Linked DNA regions of Homo sapiens: region 2 is linked to region 1. Evidence: chromatin loops called from intact Hi-C (ENCODE). Cell type or tissue: mammary epithelial cell. All regions are shown on one strand. Region 1 holds the start of TMCO4 (transmembrane and coiled-coil domains 4). Region 2 overlaps TMCO4 (transmembrane and coiled-coil domains 4).

Region 1 (4,000 bases):
AAATTCTTCAATGTCCAATACCAAACCTAACAAAATCTCAAAAGCATACACCAAAAGGGGTAAACATATTTTCTCCATCTTTCCCACCCATAGCCTCAATGATGGGATCAGGAACTGTGTGCAGTGGGGGCGACTAGGGTGAGGGTTGGGTGCCGGGCAATGGCTGAACAGGGTCCAATACCCAAAGACAAGTGTGTTCAACACAAGGTCTCTAATCAAATTAGAGACAGGGCAAAGCAGGGGAGTGCAGAGTGGTGCCTGGTCCCACAAAGCTGATCTGCTGGAAGGGGCTGCCAGACATTAAGAGGAGGGCTGGCTGCAGTTCTCAATCTTGACAAAGCTCACATGCTCAGATATAACCCCTTATTCCCCTAAAGCCTGCACACGATTGACCCATTTGACCCTCACAATAACTTCATGGGTGGGTAGAGCTGCCCTTCTTGGTCCTGATTGGCCAGTGGGGAGATGAGCAGATGAAGGAAGGAACATTTCACAGGTGCGTGAGTCCCAGGCTCTGAGCTGGGATGCTGGTCTCTGACCCCCGTCGGTACCTTTTCCTCCCATAACCCTAGATTGTCTTCACTGGGAGTAAGGGCAACAGCTTCTGAGGCCACGATGATTCATGCCCTAGCTCTGGCACTCATTAGCTCTGTGGCTTCTGCATTGTCTGGACCTGAGCCTCGGTTTCCTCTCCTTCAGAGTGGGTGTGATGAAATTTCACAGGGTTGCTAGGGGAAAGAGATCCATTCATTAAGTGCTTCTTTTGAGCACCTGCAAGTGCTAGGCACAGTCCCTGGGGCTGGGCACACAGCGGAGAGCAAGGCAGCCTAAACCCGCCCACCTCCAGGGCTTTTAAAGTCTAGTTGGGGCTGCGCGGTGGCTCACGCCTGTAATCCCAGCACTTTGGGAGGCCGAGGCGGGTGGGTCACCAGAGGTCAGGAGTTCGAGACCAGCCTGGCCAACATAGCAAAACCCCGTCTCTACTAAAAATACAAAAATTAGCCGGGTGTGGTAGCACACGCCTGTAGTACCAGCTACCAGGGAGCCTGAGGCAGGAGAATCGCTTAAATCCGGGAGGCGGAGGTTGCAGTGAGCTGAGATCGGGCCAGTGCACTCCAGCCTGGGTGACAGAGCGAGACTCTTATCTCAAAAAAAAAAAAAAAAAAAAAAAAAGAACTGTACCTGGCGCGTAGTAGGTGCTCGGTAAATTTGTTCAATGACTGAATGTGCTGGGTGCTCAGGGAAGACTCTCAGATCCCATCCCAAGAGACCAGAATGGAAAGCAGGAAATGGATTGGGGGAAAGGGAGGTCTGAAGGCAGAGAGTCCCAGGCACGGGAGCCTCCAGGCAGAGGCCCTGAGACAGGACCAAACTTAGCGTTAGGGAAAATGAAAGTAGAATCAGGAAGAACTTAGATATCTGAACACTTTGCAAACTACAAAGTGCTGCATACACGTGCGGGAAGGCGGTTTCTGCGGCTGGTTCTTTGTTTACATTATACATTTTTGAAGACTTTGTCTTCAAAATGTGGCTTTGGGGCATGCCACTCTCGGGGCCGAGTCCTTCGCGGGCAGTTTCTGCAAAGTCCAACCCTGCAGGGCCCTTCTCCCGCGCCGCGCTGTCTCGCTGCTTCCTGGAGGGTAAATGGACCCACACACAGATGTGGCGCCGCGGGCTTGCCGGTCACCTGCAGAGGCCGGCACCCCTGTCGCGATGGGTGGTGGAGGTGGGGCAGAGGTGGGACGAGCCAGGTCGGGACCCGCAGCTGGCGAGTCAGAGCCTGGAAGGCCCCGCGCCCCCGCGCCGCGCTCCCTAAGTGCTCCGCCCGGCCGGTGGCGACCAGGCGCGCTCGGGGCAGGCGGCGGGACGGGCCGGGACCGGGGCCGGGACGCGGCGGGGAGGGGAGGGGCCGGGCCGGGCCGGGCGGGAGGAGCCGCTCGCCGGTTTTGCCGCCTCCGCCTTTGCCTTCGCAGCCGCCTCCAGGTAAGGGGGCCCCGGAGGAGCCGCCAGGCCACGGTGGCGCGCACCTCGCTGGGCCACTCCCCGCCGGCCCCACGCGGGGCACTCGGAGCCCGGCCCAGCCCCGGGGCCCTTTGCCCTGCGCCCCGCCCTCCACCCCGGGGACACTGGACCCACCAGGAAGCGGCCGCGCGCTCCCTGGCGCTGCCTGCCCTAAGCCCAGGCCGCCTGCTGGTGGTTGGTTTGTTTTCAGAGCCGGAAGTGCTTTTAGAAATCTTGGGGAGGCAGAGGGGGAAACTGAGGCTGGGCGGAGCACTCGGGCGACTCCGGCCTCGGCCTCCGAGTTCTTAGAGGTCACCCAGCCGCTCCCTTGACAAATGAGGACGCTGGTCAAGGTCAGAGAGGAAGGGGGCTTGCCCAAGGTCACAAGAGGTCCCTGTGCTTCCCCTTGCCCCACGTGGCCCCTCCACGCCCCCGTCAGGAAGGCCTCTAGGACTCCCCCGCCTCCTGTCTCCCTGTCCCCCCGCAGACTCTCAAACAGAGAATTCCAGGAGGGCTTGGGGAGCCTCTGGAGAAAAACCAGGCTCCTCATGTTACAAGGAGGCCATGTCTTCTGGTGCCCATGCCTGAAGTTACAGGAGGGAAGAATTACTGCTGCTGACTTTTGAGTGGATTTTACAGCTGGGTAAACTGAGGCTCAGAGAGGTGAGGTAACTTCCCCAAGACCACACAGCTAGGAAGCAAGAGATAAAAACCTGGGCTACCTGCCTGGAGAGCCTGACCCAGTGCTTCGCACAGAGTTGGCCTCCACAATGCCTTTGCCCTGACCAGGCTGCCTGGCCCTTCCCTGGGGTTGCACTGGGAATTAGGAGCAGGGCCAGGCTAGAATCCCAGACTACTACCTAACTCGAAGTAGGAGTCAGCACATGAGCCCCCTTTTTCCTAACTCAGTGTTCATTGCAGAAAATATGACACTCTTTTAAGCTTTGGGAACATCCATTTGTTCATTCACCAAATATTTGTTGAGCACCTACTGTGTGCATTGTTTAGGCAACGAGGATACAGCAGTGAACAAAAAGGAGCGCTGCCCTCAGGAAGTACACTCCAGAGGGTGGAATAAAGCCCTGCCCTTCAGCCTGGGGAGGGAGGGCTGGGCACAGGGGAGACCACTGGCATTTCCCCAACTGTGAAGTACATGAAGACAGCAGAAGAGATCGGTATTAGAGTGGCCTCAAGCCCTCGTGTGCAGCATCAGACAGAGATGGGCTCAGGTGCTAGCTTTGCAGCTTTGTAACTGAGTGGGATCAGGCAAGTTAAATGACCTGTCTCCAAGGTTGTTGTGAAAATTAAAGGAGCTGAAGCCACAAAAGGCCCAGTGCAGTATCTGACACTTTGGGAGACTTTATACTTTTTAGTCCTAAGGCCCAAGGAGGAGTTGGACAGGAGGAGTTCATCGATTAGGTTGTCATAGCTCAGCATGTAGCTCCCACAAAAGCTGGGGTCTGGAGAGTTCCTCATAAGGCTCAAACCATCTCTCTCTACTCTGGTACCACTGGGCTACAAAGGCTGATCAGCCACCAGGGCTGGCTAACGTGGGACCTAAGAAATGTCAGTGGGTGGTTTCTCATTGTGTTCTCTTTTGGCCTGTGTGTTTTGTAAACAGTGTTGTACATTATAAACCGGGGCTGCTGATGAGGAGTGGGGAACTGGCTCTCTGGAACGTGTGACAGCAGGCAGAAGGGGTGAGAGTGAAATCCAATCCACTTTCCATTTAGCCGACCTCCGCTTCAAGCTGCCCTGATATCATGGTACCACCCTCTGCCTAAAACCCCGCTCTGGCTTCCCATTTTCTTCTTTCTCCTTTTCTTTTCTTTTCTTTTCTTTTCTTTTCTTTTCTTTTCTTTTCTTTTCTTTTCTTTTCTCTCTCTTTCTCTCTCTTTCTCTCTCTCTCCCTCCCTCCCTCCCTCTCTCCCTCCCTCTCTCTCTCTCTTTCTTTCTTCTCTCTTTTTTTTTTTTTGACAGAGTCTCACTCTGTCACCCA
Region 2 (4,000 bases), 62 kb after region 1:
ACTTCCCTAGTAGGACCCTAGGACAGGGGCCATTCCCTTCATCACTATCTCACCTCCCCAGGCATTGTGGCTGCCCTGACCTGGCCAGCCTCACTCCTCAGTGTCGCCAATGTCATCGACAACCCCTGGGGGGTGTGTCTCCATCGATCAGCAGAGGTTGGCAAGCACCTGGCCCACATCCTGCTCTCCCGGCAGCAGGTACCTGGGAATGGCTGTGTGGGCGTGGCATTGAGCAAGAGGGGAAGTCAGGTGCTGACTTGTTCACAGATATCAGCCTTAGAGGCAAGGCTACTTGGAGATAACTCAATGGTTTTGGGGGTGTGGGCAGTCCTTGCTGCCTCTCCAGTTCAAGTAATGAATGTGTCCTAGGATGAACAGTAAAAATTATAGACTCTGCAGCTCTAGCAGGTATTTAGGTAAGGACTGAATAACAGGGCATCTGCAGGTAGGAACAAGTCTGGGGGACTCTGGCAGAAGCAAAAGTGGCTCCTATGTATCAGCTCTTCATTCAAGTGTTTAGGATAATCACTGGGCTCATTTGGGTGATATTTCAGTGGAAACCTCTGACGCAGTTTGCAGTGAAGCCAGTAAAGTGAATGAGACCAGGTGCTTCAGCTGGCCACCAATGGAATTCCCACATGCTGGTGGCCTGGTGTTCCTTCCCAGAAGTATAAAGCTACTTTGTGAGGTCATCTTTGGTGGTCTAAATACCATGTAAAATGGTTAGGAAGAGACATCATCATAATACTTTTAAAATTTGAATCTAGTAAAGATGTACTTACCAAGAGAATAAAACCATCCCCTTCAGAATAAAACTTGAGTGAATGGAGACAAAAGCTTGAGAAGCAGTACCAGAAATGACTGCATTGTCAGGATTTGTTTTGGCTGGAAGTGGGAGAAAACCCAAAATAACAGTGGCTTAAACAAGGTAGAAATTTATTTTCCTGGAGAAGCCTAGCAAGGTTGTCTAATAGCCTTCCATGGTGCAGAGGCCCAGGTTCCTGCTACCTTGTTGCTCTGGGGTCTTGACCTTGTATCAAAGATGGCATCATCCGAGCTCCAGGGAGCAGGAGAAAGGAAGAACTGAAGAAGAAACAGCAAAGCCTTACAACATTTCAGTTGGTGTCTCACTGGCCAGAGCCTAGTCACATGACCATTCCTAGCTGCCACAGAAGCTGGGAAATATAGTATTTATTCTGAGTGATGATGAACCCAGCTGAAATTCAATTACTATGGAAAAAAGGGAGGATGGATATTGAGGGATGACAACTAGCAGTTTCTGCCATGCAGCTAAACTGCTTGAGCAACTGGCCACCCCCTTCAATCCCTGCGTCTTTGTCAAAAGAAACAGAAAATCCTTCGGCAGGCTTGACTCTAAGGCAAAGGCCAAAGTGGCATTGGCTTAGACAAGATAGAATTTTGTTCTCTCCCAAGTAAGAGTCTGGGTGTCAATATCTGGAGCAAGATGATGTGTTAGTTTCCTGCTGCCACTGTTACAAATTACCACAAATTTACCAGCTGAAAACAAATGTACTATTTTACAGCTCTGGAGGTCAAAAGGCAAAAATGCATGCCTTAGGGAGGATCCCCTTTCCTTGCCCTGTGCTAAGTCTCAGCCCTGTGGCCACCTCAAGCTACGGAGGAGTCAGGGAAACTTCGTCTTTGGCTGGGTGGCCGTGTGCCCAGTCAAACTCAGGAGTAAAGGACAAAGGGGAGAATGATATTGGGCAGTGGCCAGCAGGGTTGGCACAAAGCTCCTGCAGGATTCGAATACTGTTTAACAGAGGATTTTCTACTGTGGTAAGTGGAGTGGTGTGGGGATGTGGAATACGTGTATTGGCACAAAACCAAGGAAAAGGAATAGACTGGTAAAACCAGGCTGGGCCTCCAGAGCTCATCCACTCCCCTCCTCTCCTTCCATGTAAGCTTGTACCCAAACACCCCCAGATAACTTTCATTTTCTTTAGAGTCTTGACATGATCAGTTACCTTTTCTTACAAGTCCTTGAGTCAGAAAATTCCTCTTTCCATCTGACTTACTACCTTATCTTATCACTTAGAGCCAATATTTTGTGCCCCACCTTCCTATCTAGAAACTGAACTGTTGTCCCTCCCTTGTCACTCTTGCCTTTTTACCCCTCACACCTGGGGGTGCCTTCTGTCTAATCTCCCCAGCTCCGGAAGGGGTCCCGCAGCACTGCAGCCATTTGCCGCAAGGCAGATCAGTGCAAGGGAAGTTGCTCTTGTAATTGACTAGCCCTGTCTCCTGGGGAAGATGAGACGGTGGCTGGATAATGATTTGAGATGAAAGGGAATTAACCCAGCCGGGGGCTGCCTGTTGGCCTTGGAGGAAGCCAATTCCAGCAGCAGGTGCACTCCTGCATAAATGAGGGTCCTGACTCTGCTGATTAAGACATCAGCGCTCAGGGACCGGAACAGCACATGCATGATTCATTAGATGAGAATCAGGTGGTAAGGAATGTGCAAAGGCTGCCCTCCTCAGGCCTGATGTTTTGCTAGAACTGGCAGTATTCCTTCCAGACACCTGTGTCCTTTTTCCCTTCAGGGGCGACGACCTGTCACCTTGATTGGCTTCAGCCTGGGAGCCAGAGTCATCTACTTCTGTCTGCAGGAGATGGCTCAAGAGAAAGGTGAGCATGGATTATTGTCACAGACGGAAACCCTTCACAAGCTTGTTCCCAGGGACAGATGTTCTGGGCCAGGGGCCATGAGCCTTGCAAAATGTGTTCCCAGTTCTTAGAAATAATAGTTAAAAGTTAAAAATAGTTTAAAAATCAAGAAAAATCGTCATCAACCTTGGGGAAATGATTTTATATACATACATTAGAGTAGATGCAAGATGGACCATCCTGTAATAATGACACTGGCTTTTGTGTTCTAATGCACTTTCCCAAGTGGGAATGAAGGGGACAAGAAATTCAAAATTAAGGTGTTGGCAGGTGCACTTTCCCTCTGAAGGCTCTAGTGGAGGATTTTTCCTGTCTCTTCCAACTTCTTGTGGCTGCCAGCAGTCCTTAGCATTCCTTGGCTTGTAGACATGTCATTCCAGTCTCTGCCTGTTGTCTTCTCTCATAAGGACAGACAGAGTCATTGGATTTAGGGCCCACTCTCATCCAGGGTGATCCCATGTCAAGATCATTTACTTAATTATATCTGCAACGACCCTTTTACCAGATGAGGTCGCATTCACAGGTTCTGGGTGGACATATCTTCTGGGGGTTCACCATTCAACCACACACAGACACCTTTGGGAGTGTGTCATGCCTCCAGTGTCATCCTTTCTGTGCAAGGCAGTGAAAAGCTTGAGGGCTGCTGCTCCTGGCCTTGGGTAGGTGAGGTCTCCAGGGCAGAATGCTGGTTTTGGACAGATCTGTCAGCAGGGGCTGCCTGTGGAGGGGCTGGTTGGGAGAGTGAGTTGCCGAGCCTGGGGCACTTGGAGTGGTTCACTGCTCCTGGAACATGGGCTCACCTCCTCTCAGTGGAAGGTAGCAGCGGCAGGACTCTGAAGGCAAGAGGAGGAACTCAGAGAGAAATTGTTGAACCTGGGAGTGGAGGGTGGATGGGAGAGAAGGATTGGAGCTTAATATGATTTGGTTGTGTCCTCACCCAAATCTCATCTTGAATTGTGGCTCCCACAATCCACATGGGTCATGGGAGGGACCCGGTGGGAGGTAATTGAATCAGGGGGGTGGGTTTTCCCCATGCTGTTTCCATGATAGTGAATAAGTCTCATGAGAGCTGATGGTTTTATAAAGGGCAGTTCCCCTGCACGCGTTCTCTTGCCTGCCACCATGTACGACGTGCCTTTACTTCTCCTTTGCCCTCCACCATGATTGTTATTTGTTGCTGCAAAACGGCCTCTCCAAACACGGTGGCCAAAAGCAGCAATAACTGATCATTTCTCACGATTCTATGAGTTGGCAAGACCATTTGCCTCTCCTGCCTGGGCTTAGTCATGCAGTTGTAGTCAGAGCTGGAAC

The links. A loop is a pair of places that touch in the nucleus more often than their neighbours do. Peaks named below come from ENCODE experiments on the same cell type or tissue, not always from the same donor. Only the 100,000 strongest peaks of a DNase experiment are listed, where the experiment ranks them.
Region 2: it touches region 1 in a loop (2.2-fold over the local background); 2 of 110 quality-filtered maps call a loop at or near these places.

Annotation. Positions count from the first base shown.
Region 1 is chr1:19,797,838-19,801,837 of GRCh38, reverse strand. It overlaps TMCO4 (transmembrane and coiled-coil domains 4), which reads left to right and starts at 1,922. Exons shown (of 16, transcript NM_181719.7): 1 at 1,922-1,983; 2 at 3,623-3,701. RefSeq lists an enhancer at 1,254-1,754 and a silencer at 1,678-2,177. In mammary epithelial cell, a CTCF peak has its summit at 2,195; a DNase peak (open chromatin) is centred at 677; H3K4me3 peaks cover 1,560 bases.
Region 2 is chr1:19,736,022-19,740,021 of GRCh38, reverse strand. It overlaps TMCO4 (transmembrane and coiled-coil domains 4), which reads left to right. Exons shown (of 16, transcript NM_181719.7): 12 at 62-198; 13 at 2,566-2,650. Among named protein-coding and RNA genes, the nearest start is that of TMCO4, 62 kb to the left of the region's middle. In mammary epithelial cell, a CTCF peak has its summit at 2,497 (motif pointing left); DNase peaks (open chromatin) are centred at 221 and 3,991.